Regions from separate parts of the Mus musculus genome. Here region 1 is linked to region 2. Evidence: chromatin loops called from intact Hi-C (ENCODE). Cell type or tissue: gastrocnemius. All regions are shown on one strand.

Evidence for each region. Hi-C counts contacts between places; a loop is a spot of excess contacts. Peaks named below come from ENCODE experiments on the same cell type or tissue, not always from the same donor. Only the 100,000 strongest peaks of a DNase experiment are listed, where the experiment ranks them.
Region 1: it touches region 2 in a loop (1.9-fold over the local background); 6 of 42 quality-filtered maps call a loop at or near these places.

Annotation. Positions count from the first base shown.
Region 1 is chr8:124,381,412-124,389,411 of GRCm38, forward strand. It overlaps Pgbd5 (piggyBac transposable element derived 5), which reads right to left. Exons shown (of 7, transcript NM_171824.2): 2 at 2,784-3,211. The coding sequence starts at 3,197. Among named protein-coding and RNA genes, the nearest start is that of Pgbd5, 49 kb to the right of the region's middle. In gastrocnemius, no CTCF peak of the experiment used is centred here; DNase peaks (open chromatin) are centred at 3,174 and 5,279; H3K27ac peaks cover 731 bases.
Region 2 is chr8:124,673,511-124,681,510 of GRCm38, forward strand. It overlaps Ttc13 (tetratricopeptide repeat domain 13), which reads right to left. Exons shown (of 23, transcript NM_001373939.1): 16 at 6,478-6,561; 17 at 5,492-5,576; 18 at 2,831-2,940; 19 at 1,712-1,847; 20 at 852-931; 21 at 147-225; 22 at 1-17. Among named protein-coding and RNA genes, the nearest start is that of Gm46058, 11 kb to the right of the region's middle. In gastrocnemius, a CTCF peak has its summit at 4,215 (motif pointing left); DNase peaks (open chromatin) are centred at 2,727, 3,344, 3,738, 4,194 and 2 more places.

The sequences.
Region 1 (8,000 bases), 290 kb before region 2:
TAATCCCCTGTTCTCATCTACTGCAACTCCATGGTCACTTGAAAGAAAGGACAAGACCCAGTAGAGACCACATGAAGTCTAAAATAGTATCTGACTCTGTGCAGAGGAAGCTTCAACGAACGAAGATCCTGGAGATGGTGGTCAAGTGTGGCTCTCTCTCGGCAGGTTTGAGTCCATTCAGGGCATGAGGTCTTCCCCCAAAAGCCATATCAGTCCATGGCCTGGGGTGGGCACTAGGTCATCAGGCCATGGCCTGGCATAGACACTGGACAGTGGTCTTAGCAGTTGTGACCTGCATTCTTTTGGTAACAGCACCTTCATTCAGTTCTATGTTTGAAAGCATCAGCCTTGAGGCTTTAGCGATGCTCTTCCTACAAAGGGCTCAAATTTGGTTTCCAGCACTCACGTGGTGGCTCACAACCTTGCAGAGCTCAAGTTCCAGGGGATGCAATGCCCTCCCCTGATCTGTGGGTAATGCACACATGTACGCCCACACATTTACACACATGCAGGGAAAACATTCATGTACATAAAATAAAAATAAATCTTTTCCTTTTAAAGTATCAGCCATACCTCTCTACATTGCATACAGGACCCGAGGACCTGCCCCGAGGACCTCGGTAGGAGCCCCTGACACTGCTCAGTTTGGGAGCAGACAAGTTGGCCTGCCTGGACTGCAGCCCAGACCCTCACATTCTCTGGCTCCTTGCAGCTTATGACACATTCAAAGCCCCATGTGGAACTATCTAGCAAAATGGACAATCTAAGGGGGTCTTAGGAACAGGGAAAATGGCATGAAGGTGGCCTCGGCTTCCTGTTCTTCCTCTGCCTATCTCCTTGTCTAGACTGTGAGTCTGCTGTTTCCAGCCATCCAAGAAGAGGGCCCCCCTCAGTGAGCCAGGGAGCCCATCTCTCCATGATCTCCAAGCACAGTTACAACGAATCACAGCAGGGCGAGCAAGCATCTCTGAGCCTCCCTCCTCCTCCTCTGGGGAAAACAGTCGGCTCTGTCACACAGCACCATCCCTGAGTCCCCTCTGTGCGACAAGCCACTCAGGGTGTGTCAGGCGTCGACTTTGGCAAGGGAGGCATCTCTGACTTATTTGCATAATCCCTCTCCAGGGATGTTTCTCTGATTAGTCTGACTCCAGTTTTGATGAGAGTAGCACCTCCCGTCTTGTGCCCGTGTGCGGGCATCACGCAAAAACAGCTGCTTTGTTTGCTGGTAGATTCTGGAGTCTTCTGCGGACTCTGTAAAACCTTCTGCAAAGGGTAACGCTTGCTACAATGGTAGCCCCCAATGCTGCACGCTGAGAGTCATGCCCCTGAGTGTGTGTGTGTGTGTGCATGTGTGTGAATATCTGTGTGTTCAGGGCAGAGTCATAATGGTGGCACCAGGTAGCAGCAGGCTCTGGGCCACTCCTGAGAATCACAGTAAGTCTGACCTCAACTCTGACAAGGGTGTGGAGAAGAACATCTCACCTGGTCTGCAGGCAGTCCTCTAGGAAGAGGGAAAGAGAAGTTCCCAGGCAAGGATGTAGCTTGCCACCCCCTCCCCGACACCGCACCTCTGGCTCACACACGGTGCCTGGTAAGTTCTAGAACGGTAGGAGCGCCTGTGCAGAATATTCCAAAGCCCATGGACCTGAGACATAGTAACACCCATTGGACCTGAGACAGTAACACCCCACGAAAGCCCTAAAGTTTCCAGTTGTGCAGAACAGGAGAACATTACAGACTTGGGAGTGCGGCCATCGGGAGTGGGAGCCCAGCAGAAGCCCCTTAAAAGACAGTTGCAAGCGTAAAAATGGTGCGACTGTGTCACTGGAAACTCTCCACAGAGGAAACTCAGCTGGCTCACCTAGGGGCAAAACCTCTGATCCATCAGCACCTCCTCACCGTGCTAGGTCAACAGAGCAGTTCTGAGATTCTGTCACTAGACTGAGCGTGACAGCACTGAGTGTGACAGCACCCAGTGTGACAGCATCCAGTGTGACAGCACTGTGCGCAGGTGGACAAGGAAGGCCGTGTGGGTCAGGAGCTGAGAACCATGAGAGACTCCACCTTCTGGAACAGGTTCAGGATATCTGGAAGGAGTCAGGGCTGTGACAGTGCTGACCTACCAGCCCCTGGATGAGGCTTCAGGCTCTGGCCTGAGTGGCCAGGTGGACCTTGGCATCTAAGAAGTCCCAGTGACCGAATGAATCACCACAATTCCAGGTCATTTCTTCACCCACCAGAAGGTGCCTAGCCAGGAAGTGTCCCTCAGTGACTATGACAGGGACCCTGAGGCTGGGTCTGTGTAAAGCCTCGTGTGGGAAAAGCCATGGATGAGGAGAAGGTGGAAAAAGGAGACTGCTGTAGCTCCGAGTGAAGGGTTAAATTCCAACTGTCTGGGGGCTGGAGTTCAAGCCCCACCCTCCCTTACAAACGCATTTGGCTCATAAGGTTAGCAGTCTGGCTGATGACCTTAAAGAGACTTGTAGTCACTAGAGAAGGTAAGCAAGGACAGGGGGAAAGGCGTCCTAAATCCTCTCCTGAGCCAAAAGTCTCAGGTGTTCAATGACACCTGGCACACAAACATGTATGCATGCACACATGCACACGCAAACATATATGACACATGTACACACACACACATGCACAAACACATCTGCATGCTTGGACACACACACACGTGTGTGTGCACACATATACATGCATATGATCATGCACAAACACATCTGCATGCATGGACCTGCGTGTGGAAATACATACATGCAAGTGCACACACGTGAGCTCACCTGGGTCTGAGACGGCCTGAAAGCAGCATCAAAGCCACTCTGCAGGGAGTCGAGGAAGGGCTGGACCTTGTAGAGCCCATGCGTGGTCTGGCTGGATCGGAAGGCCACAACATGGAAGTACTTGAGGATTTTCTCGAAGCGGGCCTGGCTCATGACGAGGGCAAGGCTCCGGTTGCTATAGAAGCCTCCGCTCCAAATGCTGAGTACCGACTCACAGTGCGAGACGCTGGTGGAGATCACATAGCCCAGGAAGGCCTTCATCTCTGCCAACGTCACCTCCACCCAGGCACCGTCACTGCCAAACCGCTCCTGGAACTTCCTGGCATACATGTTGGTCTGTACCACCATGTTCTTGAGCACGTTGTCCGGGACGAAGAGCTGGAAGAAGTCCACCGCGCTAGCGCTGGGTGGCATCTTTCTGGTTGGACCTGAAATCCAAAGACAGGCTGAGCGCTCACGTCCAAAATCATCACCACCTGACAGGGGCCGGGTCCTCTTGGCCTCGGGCCTCAGCCCTGCCTAGCTTCCCTTCCTTCCCTCCTGCGTCTGACACCTTGCCCAAATGGAGGCCAATAGCCTGGCTCTCACATGCTCTGGGCTCCTCTCACTTAGATGCTCCTGCCTTGTCCCCCAACTCTCTGTCCCCCAGATCATACACATTATTCCCACCTTCCTTCCCTACATGATTTCCCTAGCACCCAATCCTGCTGTTCTGTTCTGCCCCCTGCAACCCTGCCCTCCTGTCCCTCGATCCTTCTGTTGTCAGGCCCATCACACCTAAGCCGTCCATCCCCTCATGCACTGTATAGGACATCAGTGGCGAATGCAGCTCACCCAGTGAGTAGATCTGAGGAGAGAGATGTAGAGGGAGAGAGCATGTACAACCCCCTGTCATTCTCCAGAATGTGCTGTATGACTTAAGGGGACTCTGTGCCCATAATGCTTCAGTTGCAGCCAGTAGAGAGCAAGCCTTGCTAAGTAGTCCCACACAATTTTAAACGATTGGTGGGTTAATCCAAAGGGACTAGTGTAAGACAGTTTCACCAATGAGAGACAGGCCTCGCAAAATTTGACTGGTAACAGTCTCTCTGCATATGTGCACACATGCATACACACACATACACACACATACACCCCCTAGATGCAATTTACTATAACATCCTCACCATGAACCCAAATCATCTTAGGTGGAAAATGCATGTGCCCCCTCCCCCCCAGCCAGATTGTTCTAATTCAGTCCCAGCAGACTGGGTGTCGGCTGCTCCCCTCACAAAGGCAACTGACAGGGAGCCGTAGCTCAACATCACTGTCCCAAACCTCAGAAGAAGTATCATCTGACACACTGCCAGCCAGAGAAAAGATCCAGGCTTAAAATGCACATGTGGTTCCTACTCAAATCCATCCCTGCTTGTGCATTACCCTAAAGTCAGAAGTCCTAAGCCGAAGCTTCTCTGCGAGTGTGTGCACACATGTGTGTGCATGTGTGTATTCATGTGCACGTGTTTATATGCCTCCTAGGAGCTACTGTTTGCAATCCTATCATACAGGCTTGAAGCAGCATGCTCTGATTTGTAGTAGACAACCTTTCTTTCGCATCTGTGTGGCAATTTTTAATAAAAACTGTGTGAAGAGTTTTCCCACCAGCTTATATGGTCAAAAACAAAAACAAACAAACAAACAAACAAAACCCACCAAGCTGTTTAAAAAAAAAAAAAAAACACCAAGCTGTTTGCAGATAAAGCCAGGTTTTTGAGCAGTGGCCAGATCCGAGCAAGGAACTACCTTTTTTTGGGTTTCCATTTTGCACACGCATGTGTGTGTGTCCATGAGTGTGTGTGTGTGGGGGGTACATGTAGGAGGTGCACATACATGTGTGCATGTACACATGGATATGGACCCCCAAGGTCGAGATTGGGCATCTTCTTCAACCACTCAGCTCCATCTTATTCATTGAGGCAGGGTTTCTCAATCAAGCCCAGAGCTCACCTATACGGATCTCAGCTCCAGGCCTCATGCTTGCATGGTAGGTGCTTTCACCACTGAGCCACCATCTCCTTAAAATTCACTGGATTGGCCGGTTGCTCCCGGTTCTAGCGTTTTCCTTGTAGAACAGACTGAGTGAAATCAACTTTTCAAGTCTGTCTGCAGAGTCAGGTGGACAAGCCCGTATGCCGGATGCCCAGCGCGGCACTGGTATGAGGAGACGAGCCCAAGGCTCGGCAGCTGTTTCTGGGACAGCACCTATAGGAAAGCACCTCGCTGAGGGCTTTGCAAAGCAAATTCTGTTTTCTGTTCGCCTAGACAGCAGGGCGGCCACCGCCTTCACTTTCCCCAGCCACACGTAAATAGCCTCGCTGCCACCAGTGCACCAAACCGGTCCTGTTGGCACGGGGATGCTGGAACTCTGGGCTATGTTTACTGGTGTGCCATAAGTGCATGCGTGAGCATCTGTGCTTTTCAGTCGGCCTGGCAGCCTCCTGTGGGTAGAGCCATAAATTATTCAGAGCAGACCGGTGATCAGCGAGGAGAAGCAACATTGTAACTGCTGTATCATGCTGACTGAGAGGCACGGGATTTTCTCTCCCTGAGTCATCTTCCCTCCATGCACGCCATTTCTGGATGGATTGCCAAAGCCTGCTCCAGCCTGCTTCCTGAACATACTACAGAGTGGCTGGCTCCCCTCACCTGTTTGGATTGACAAGCTCCTCTGTTGGCTTTTCTTGGTTGCTGTGGTTCCTGCCACTTGGAATATGGTGACAGAGTCTGGTTGTCACGAAGGAGGGGTGTCATTGATGCAGCTCCTACCCACAGCCTCACCTAGCTTTCTTTTTTTTTTTTTTTGGTTTTTCGAGACAGGGTTTCTCTGTGTAGCCCTGGCTGTCCTGGAACTCACTCTGTAGACCAGGCTGGCCTTGAACTCAGAAATCTGCCTGCCTCTGCCCCCCAAGTGCTGGGATTAAAGGCGTGTGCCACCACTGCCCAGCTCTCACCTAGCTTTCTACATGACCTCTATAACTTGACATTAGCCCCAAGGGGCACTAACCCCATTCAGACAGAACGCCAGAAGAAGGACATAGCCCGGGTTCTCTAGGTGACTTACAGAGATGATGGCTTTGTAGCTCTTCATGGGAGTTTGTCTGTGTCTGTGGAGATTACTAAGAATGCCACATGGCCCCATGGGGACAGCAACCATGTGTCTCTCCACTCCAAGACACCCTCCTGCTATAGGATGAAAAGAATAAAGTCCTGCGCCTCCTCTGGCTTCTTCATGCAACCCCCCAGACTGCCTGCCCTTTGCACAGGCCCCAAGTTCTGCTCAGACATGGCTGCCTGTGACACCCACTCTCTGACATCTACTGAAGCAAGAAAGCTGAGGTCGTGGCTGCTCAATCCTTTCTGTCCTCCAAACTCAGGATGTGGTGTGCTTACCACCTAACCCATACACAGCAAAAATGGAGATTAGCAGAGGGGACGGTGAGCTCTACACTCCATGCATCTTTGCTGAGCTCAGTAGGAAAAGCGAGGGGCCCGTGTCACTGCTCGGTGACAGGTCTGGGTCAGCAATGTACACCATACCCTCAATGGTGCCATGGACAGCTGGCAGGACAAAAGGGGTTTAGTGATGTGTATGTGTGGAGCCCACCTAAAAAGGCAAGGTGCTTTGGGTGTTGGGTAGAAGCAGCAGACACATACATAACCTACCTGGAGGCAACTCTAGGTCCAGCTTTGTTTTTTTCCCTGTCTCTCCTTTCTCCAGCTGGAGCAAGCCCCTGGGGTACCACTCCTGGGGGACTACCCTTGGGGACCACCCCTGAAGGACCACTCCTTCCTTGGTTCCCTCTGTCTTCTTTCACCTTGTGCACTAAGCCAAAAGCAGACAATACAGCCTTTATCGTCTCTGAATAGGGGCAAGGGCTACACAGCCTCGACAGACAGGACCAGTCTCCACTGCAGGTGATACAATGGGCTGCTCGATCTTCATTCAGGCAACACATACTTCATGACCATTAATATGCTTGTCAATAAACACCCCAAAGGCAGAATGAGCCCCTAGATCCCCTTATCAGAATAGAAGAGTATCTTCTTCCATTCTGGAACATTCTCTAGCAGCCACGCTGCCTGGGATAAAGACAGCTATTGGGACGTTTCAGGGCAGATGCTGTCAGAGGTTGCTGTGGAACAGCTAACGGTCAATTCATATTTAAATGCAGAGGTGGAGTCACTCTCTCCAGGTTATATCAAATGAGTTTAAAACCATAAGAAGGATGTCCCACATTGCCTCTCTCTGGAGACACTGGGCATCTCATTCGGTGAAATGTGGTGCAGAGAGAGGCCTGCAGTCCCAAGTGTGCCTGTAATCCCAGCACTTGAGAAACTAGACTGCTGTGAGTTCAAGACTAGCCTAGTTTACATAGCAAGTTATAGGCTAGCCTGTGCTACATAGAGTGGCACCCTATTAAGGAAAGGAGAGGGAGGGGAAGGAAAAGCCAGAGGTGATCATGATGGATGGAGGAAGGCAACAGGGCAGTCAACAGGACCAGCACCAGCTGAAACAGGAGGAATCCATGGACAAAGAGAGAGGAGGGGTGAGGAGACTGGGGTGCGCCTGTGCACCTGTGTGAAGAGGCCATGCATACACTTGGTTCAGGCTGTACAGTCTCTGAAACCCTGGCTTCGAATCTGTTCTTATGTTCAAATGAACTTAAACAGAGGGTCACAGGGGTACGCAGGACAGGCTGGACACAGAGAACACGTTTCTAGTCTCATAACCCTGCCCCAGCATTTTAAAAATGGCTGTAAGTCCAAAGAAGCAATCAAAACTGGGGTGGCCCAAGTGGGTCTTGACTCTGGAGAAGCCCAAGGTTCTACAAGGCCCAGAGAACAGGCCTGGCTTTTCCAACCCAAACAAAAGGGTAAAGCTAAGACCTTTAACTCAGGCCAGCCCGTGACTGAACATAGCTCCTTAGCAAAGGCGAGATGGAGGGAGATAGGGTGACGGTATAAATGACATCCGTGAGAACCACTTGGGACAATGGATGGTGTGGATGCAGCTGGTCCTCTGTCTGACCCATGACCCTGGGCATGGACCTACCTCGATGTTCTCTACCTGGACAGTGTGCGTGCAGGGAGGACAGCTCCAGGCATCCTTCCTAGATGGACCCACTTGGACACGTGGCTGCCTCCCACCCACCTAAGCACATCCAGCTAGAAGGCTCT
Region 2 (8,000 bases):
GCTTCAAAGTCGACTAACTGGAAAAGAGGAGGCGCAGGACGTGATAAAAGGAAGGAAATGGTGTGGGGTCTAGCTCGCATGCGGTCCACAGCCAGAAGCCCGGGGCGAGGTGCAGCCATGCCTGTGCCTCCGCCAGCCCAGCATACCTTCCCTTTGGGGATCTTCCCAGCCACTTCTTTGCCACTGGCCATCAGCGCTCCCACAATGACTGAATACGCAATGACACTGTCAAGACAGGACAGACTTCAGCCAGCCCTGGCCTATGGCTATCACGCTAACCTCCCTGCGGGCGTCCATCATGAAAAAGAATCTTACATAGGAATTCTTTGGACTAAAACCTTAAATGTTTAGTTAACAGAAGAACTTTGTCGTGTTTATTTTGAAAATATTTCTACTTTCCTACGTAAAGAGCATAAGGAACTTGAGGGTCCACAGGAGCATCTGCGCTCTGAGGGAAGGCGGGTTCCCACCGGGTTGCTCCCTGCTGCTTTCTTCAGAGAGCAGCACACGGAGCCTCTCCTCTTGGCCTGACCTTAAATCCCCTTCATGGTTGGCCACGGGTGTGATCTTTCTATTTTTCATTTTGTTTCCCCGAGACAGGGCCTCACTGTGTAGACTAGGCCGGCGTCAATCTCAGAGACCCACCTGCCTGTCTCCTCAGGGTTACCATTAAAGGCACATGCCACTATACCCACCAAAAACGGGACTTGGGGGCAGGGGGTGGATTTTAGAAGAAACAATGGGAACTTCTTGTGATTTGTAGTGGGCTTTAGAGGCTGTGCCTGTGACACAAACAAAAGCCATAGCAACAGTTTCGATCTGAAACTGTCATAGGACGGGACATCACTTACCTAGATCCTCGAGACAGGGGCATTAAATTATAAAAGTAATACACTAAGGATAAGATTAAGTTGCAGACAGCATCAGCCTCCTAGGAGAAAGGACAGAGATTCATGAACTTCAGCCCCATGTCAGGAACTCGCGCTGCACAAGATCTTGACCAGCTGCCCTCTCTCAGGGCTGGCGTGCTTAGTTAGAAAGCTAACTTTCTTTCCCACTTCTGATTCAGACCAGGACAACCAGTCCATGGAGGGCACTGCCCGCTTTCGGGTGGGTCTCCCTTCCTCAGTTAAACCTTTCTAGAAATACACTCATCGATACAGCCAGAGGTGCCCCCTCGGTGACGCTAAATCCCTTCAAGGTGCCAGTCACAATCACAGTTTTACAGTAAGCAGCAATTCTAATGAGGGAACTTATAGACCATGCTCACAGTGGCCGACCTGGACAAACCTCTTCTGACCACAAACCTGCACTGACGCACCGCAGAGCTAACAATATGTACTGTGCCACCCCATTGCTGTGGTTGTTAAACCCTGGAAATGTTTTTGCTCCAAGGAGTACTAGAAAGGAGGCTGAGACAATTACAATTGATTTCAGGCATAAGACAAACAGCCTCAGTGAAACAGGGGAAACTGTAGGTGGGGGGTGAGGGGGTGGGGCATTTGCCAAAGAAATTGCAGGACTGGGGTGTGGCTCAGCAGTGAAGCATCTGCCTAGCACACTGGAGTTCTTAGTCCCATCCTCAGCAATACATACGCGCGCACACACATGTACATGTGCACACACACTCACAAACACACACCAGGTTCCATCCTCAGCAACACACACACACACACCCCAGGAACAGAAAATAAAACAAAGCCAAACCTACCCCGAATTCTGCCGAGAGGGTCAGTACTTTGCCCTTCGCTGTCAGGTCTTTATAAAGTGCATCTATTTCAGCGTGATACAGCTGTGTCCTCTCTTCTGTGGTTTGAGTTTCCACAGAAAATAGGATATTGCCGACCCTGAAACACAAGCACTGCTGTCAATGGCATAGATTAAACAATCCAAACAGAAACTGGAGAAGTGGTGTGCGTGTGTTGTGTGTGTGTGCGCGCGCGCGCGCACGTGCGCGCACGCACGAATGCTAATGGTGGCTGCTCGGAGTGCTCTGAGCCCTGTTGTCACTTTCCCAGCCACTCTGCCCAGGCAGGAGCAGAAGTTGTGGGAGGCTCATGAACACTGCTACTACCATGTCTTGTGCTTATGTTTTTGCACGCAGCACCACTGTGGCTCTGTGAGGATAAACTCACACAGCATGGACTTATCATGACGCTATCTGCAGAACCTCCTGGTTCTCAGAACATTAGCTGGAGGGAGAGGTGAGACCAGGCTTGGGGACATAAAGGGAAGAAGCAGGGAAAAGCTGAAAGTTTTATGGGAGAAGTGGCCTGAATGTGGGTCTATCCTATTTAAATTCAGCAGGACACACAGACACACATACATACACAGAGAGAGGGGGGGAGAGAGAGAGAGAGAGAGAGAGAGAGAGAGAGTGGGGGCCTTGTGGGAAGAAGGGTTTAGTGGGAATAACTGGGGGGATAAGAAGGACTAAAAGTCACTACAGACATGAATGAAACTATCAAAGAAGAAATGATTGTAAAATGCTTCTCAGTTGGCGGCGGTTGAGAGTAATGATGGCCAGAGCCTCAGATGTGCAAACTTTCCACAAAGACATTGCCACCCTCTCGAGACCCAGCAATCTGCAATGCGTGCATGGTAGCCCTGGGCCCGCATGGACCCGTTTTCCTGCTGTTGGACAAGCTCTCCGGAGCCTCTGAGCACCAGGCAGAGGTGCTGTGGGAATTCAAATGGGTTGTGTGCACTTAGCCAGGAAGGATGCTGCCCCAGGCATATACTGAGTACACACATGGCCCAGACACGGCTCACATCAGGACATCCCTCCACTGGCCGCCACCAGCCCCACGTCACACTGGAGCGAACATACTTGTCTCCTGTGATGGTGATGGTGAAGCCGTCATATTCCTTCCCTTGATCTTTGAGGCTGGGGACTTTGGTGTTCACGGTGAACCCGTCCTTTGTTTTGGTATTAAACTGCTTTCGAGGGAAAATAAAAATCCATATTAGCTGCAGTTCTCACACTGTAACATGGTTCTGTCATGCAGCACCACACACACATTGGGCTGCATTCTCAGCTCCCCTGAGCTACATATCGCCCACATGCTACGGGCTGGACATGTCTACTTCTAATCCGTCCTGAACCTTAGACTTAGCTCTGGGCTTGTCTGAGGCATTCAAACTGAGAGACCATGTGCTCTCTCTTGGTAGGCAGTGGCTAACAACACTTCTCCTTTCTTTAGATGCAACACAGGCCCTAAGTGCCTCACATCCCACAAACCTACAGAGCAGCAGGGGCCCCAGCAGAAAGCTGCAGGTGCCCTACAGCCAAGATCTAGCTCAGTGCAGCAGCTGCTCTGGGGTTGGTTCTCCTCCCAGCGCAGCAGGCAGCAGCCTTGCCAGCCAGGAGCAGCAATGCCAGCTCCTGCAACCTGAAAAAGCATGTGTCCCTGAAAAAGCACTGTGCCCTGCAAGTGCTCCCCAGAGCCGCAGGCCCGAGGGGTGCTCAGTGGTTCCTCTCCAGGTGTGTTTTAGGTTCACAGACTCTAACCTCGCAGACCACAGGTTGTGAGGGGACCTCCTCAAAGCCGGCCAGGGTGTCTCCTAGGAACACAGCTTCAGATGCCAGCTCTGAGTTAAAACCTGCGATGCTCTGCCTTTATTCTAGAATAGTGCCCTCCGACTCTGGCTGGGATGGATGGAGCTGGAATAGGGCAGGCAGTGACAGACAAAGGACTCTGGGCTCTGGCGGGAGGGCTTCTCCTGCAGCAGGCCACAGGAGCGATGGCTGGAGGCCCACGGCAGGGTGCAGCTGGGCAGGACTGACTACCAGGGCTTTCAGCTGAATTGAGGGAGAAGCGCCTTTCTTCAGGGACTGGCTCTCAGAAAACAAGTGCAGGTGCTTTCCCGTATGCCCACTGAATCCTTGCCACAAACAGACCAGGTATGAATGCACAGTCCCAGGAAAAGGAACAAACCTGGCCATACTGCTGGGCCAGGAAGTGGCAGAGTGGAGGGCTGAGGGAGGGCCTCTGACTCTGGTCCATGCTCCTGGCTAACGATCTATCTGCTGGGGCCTGAGTGCTTTTCTAAGTCTCCAGTGGCACGCCATGTTTTTCAGAGGAAGAAGAAAGCTACAAGTTTCCCATATGCACATCCATAATCCGGCTGAAGCCAGTCTGAAGCTGGAAACGCTCCCATCCAAAGGACAAGCTCCTACAGACGACACAGCAGGGCAGTGCTGCCACCCTCTGGCTAGGTGTTGTGAATGCACCTTGGCACGCTGCTTTCCTTTCCACGATCTGTGTAAGCAGATTTCGTCTCCCACCTGAAGTCTTACTAGATTTTAGTGACTGAAATCCACAGAGGCTGACCCAGCGCAGTGCCGGTCTCCTGTCCGCAGTGTGTCCTGCCGCCTGTCATGGAGGAGCTGCCGGGATACTGAAGGTCAGCACCACACAAGTGATGTTAAAAGCCACCTGAGAGTCTTCTTCCAACAAATCTGCCATTACCGTGTCATGCAAGACTTATGGGTATTTTTGTCTCCTTCTGTGATCTTTCCTTTAGTTCTGACTTTCTATGTCAAAGCCGCACCTCAGTTCCATTCTCAGAGCGCATTTCAGATGGAAACGGACGTCACGACTTATGCTGTTGCTGCTGCAGTGCTGGGAATCAGACACGGGCCTACTAGGTACCAGGAGAGGGTACTCCCGTGACTCCCAGTGAGGCACCTCTGGGAGCAAATGGAGATGAAGGTGCTCAGAGCAACTTCCCACCATCAAGGCCACAGCTCTGTCTCAGCTCACAGTTAACTCTGAGCAACCCCTGCTACGGCACAGACTTCCACTGCAGATGTGGCCACACAACAAGGGCTCCCCCGCCCCTGCCTCAGGTACCTCCTCTTCTGCAGCTGCTGGCCTCCACACGCCTATCCTACGGGACAACAAACAACGCCCACAGGAATCTGGGGGAGACGGGGTTCTCCAACTCTCCTTTTAGGAATCCATCTAACTACAGCTGCGTGGCTTTTGGGCCGCTGGGGAGTACTGGACTGTGGCCACAGGTCCAGCGTGAGTATATTTATTTTCAAGTCCTTTGTTTCCTGAATTGACTGCGTCTCGAAAGTCGGTTCTGGTTGAGTCTGGTTCCAGCGCTGTACTTGATCTGGGTTACTGCTTACAGTGTGTTAATGTGGGGTCTCAGATGCTATACTTTGTAAGTTCTGAGACAGCGCAACAGTCACATATGTGCTTTGGTTTTCTTTTATACAATTCCTCCTGAGATATATTTTCAATTTAAGTGTATGTGTGTTTTGTCTGCATGTATGTCTGTGCACCCTACATGCCCGGTGCCTGCAGAGGTCAGAAGTCAGATGCCCTGGCACTGGACTTACAGACAGTTTTGAGACACCACAGGAGGTCACCACGTGAGTGTTGGGAATCGAGCCCGGGTCCTTGGGATGATAAAGGCAGGGCTCTTCAGTACCAAGTCACTGCTCCAGCCCCACCTGAGATGCTAATAGCAAACTTACCTTCATAATTGGAAGGAGGTCTTCCACTTTGTGTACCTTTTCCAGAGCTTCTCTGACTTCCAATAAGCCCTTTGGATTATTTGCTCTTGAAGAGAGGGGGAAGGGCAGAGGGAGGTTAATGCAGAATACGATACGCAGATCCATTCACGTCTTAAATAACTGCTCCTAAGGACAAGCAGCTCAATGCTGCAGGCCCATATATCCCAGGGCATCTCACTGACAGGGTCATCCACCCAAATCAATAATACATGTGAGAAAATCATGTTACTGACTTCTTATCCACCTGCTCCGCATCCCCTAAGCAGCGAGCATTGGCCTGGGGCTGACGCAATGCACTGGAGGCCCATGTGTGGGTCCCGTATAAATGTCATACCATCTAATGCAAAGGCCCTGAGCATGAAGAGGTCTTTGGAGAGGATAGACAGCATCCCACACTGGGCAACAGCAGGAGTCAATGCGAGCCAACAGGTGTGGGGCTGCAGAGGCATGCGCGGCGAATCAGGAAATGCAGCAGGCCAATGCGCAGGCGCGGGGGTCTTAGCTGACCCTTGATTCTCCTGTTCCAACTCTGCACTGGCAAGTGTGTGGTTTCACTTCTCAAGCTGCTCGGATCTAAGCACCCTGCTGGGGGGGCGCCACACGGTTCTCATGCTCAGCTGGTGACTCCACCTCAAAACTCAATGCCCCGCGGGATGGACGGAAGCTCTGTCGGCAATCGGGAGTGTCACTGTGATGAGTGTTGGCCGAAAGCACTGCCAAGGCCAACACTGTGAAGCCATTACTCTGGCGGAAGCAGGCTTTAATTAAACTTCCGGTCTAGTTCGTTTGGTCTGCCTGTGGTTCAGTTTTCTTTTTTCTTTTTTTATATTTTTTATTAGGTATTTTCCTCATTTACATGTGGTTCAGTTTTCAAATCTCACAGATAGACCACACATGAAACACATGGGACCAATGCATCACAGCAAAGAGGAGAACTGGAGGCTTACCCGTGATAAACAAGAATTCTATCTTTAATAAAATGAAGTATTTTCTCAAAATATTCCAGATATCTCATATTGATCACTTGACCCCTGTAAGGTAAAAGCGATAAAATTAACCATCATTTTACAAAGGCTTGTAAACATCAGTTAGTTCCAAAAACAAAGAGCGGGGACAAATATGGGGAAGTGTAAGAGAGGGGCTTGCTTTGTCACTGTGGGAGTAGCGACTCCCATCTCAGCAGAAAGCTTGGGCTCTTGGAATCTGTCCTGGCAGAAAGTGTCCAGAAAAGACGTAGCTCCTGACAGGCCACAGAGGAAGGAAAATCCTTAGCTTCAGGAGTTCAGACCTGATGGCGACTACCATGAGTGGCGCGCCTGGTTCTCTGGGTGCGCGCCTGCCTATTGAATGTGCCTGGCTCTCTGGGTGCACCTGCGTATTGGACATGCCTGGCACTTGTGTGTGCCTGCGTAAGGACACACCAGGCTCTGGACACGCCAAGCTCTCTGTACACGGCAGGCTCTCTGTGTGCATGCCTGCCTGTCTGAGGGTGCCTCTCGGGCCTTTTAGCAGTCCTCCTTCCCTCTACCCTCTGGAGACACTATACTCCTCACATGCCCATTCCGTTTTTTGTTTTGTTTGTTTGTTTTCTTCTTCCCCTCTCTTGAAGGTGTTCGCGTCTAGCAACAGCTGAGTCGAAGTCCGTCTACCCTAGGAAACACCACTCCCTGCTTCTGACAGCTCCCTCACATCAAGGTCATGATGCAAGGAGGACTTCTCTCCCTGACAGGGCACTTCAGTTTCCAGCTTCTCGCTTTTTCTCCTACTACTCTTAGACTGACTGGGACAACTGTGGCCTCAGCTAGAAGCAGAATAATGGATGCCTCTGATGCTTTTCTGTCAGCACCTCAGAGTGTCTGCAGCTCTCTTCTAACCCCCTGCAGGGGTCTGCATCTCTACACTTGCTCCCCACCTGCTGCCCCCTCACAAATCTGTTCATTCATCTGTTGCTACAGCGACCTTCGTCATGTCCATCTGTCTTGCTGTTCTTCGGCTCACCACCCAGGCGTGGCTCACCATTCTGGCTTCTACCTATGTCTCGGGCCTCAGTTCCTGAGACTTCCTGGGATGCAGTGGCTGGCAGCTACAAGGGATGCGTCACAGCTTCCTAGTCAGGAGGGATTCACCAGTGGGTTGGTGCACGGCCCACTGTCTGTCCGAGACAGTTCAGGTTTGGCCCCTGGATACACCGGGTGTCCCTTACTTCTCTGCACTCCATCAAGTCATGACATGGGTCTGTGACTCAAGTACCATTCAGCAAGAACATAAGCAGGTACACAGTGGCCTCAGTTACAGCATGTGACCAAATCTAGGTAAAAGTGCCACAAATCATTCCATGGGGAACTGAAAGGAGCCAGTAACAAAGGGAAAATAAACATAATTTCTAGAAATTAAAAAGGTTAAGTCTAAAAAAGACTTTTATACTAAAACCTAAATTTAAATGTCACATGTTAGATGGAGCAACAGTTTC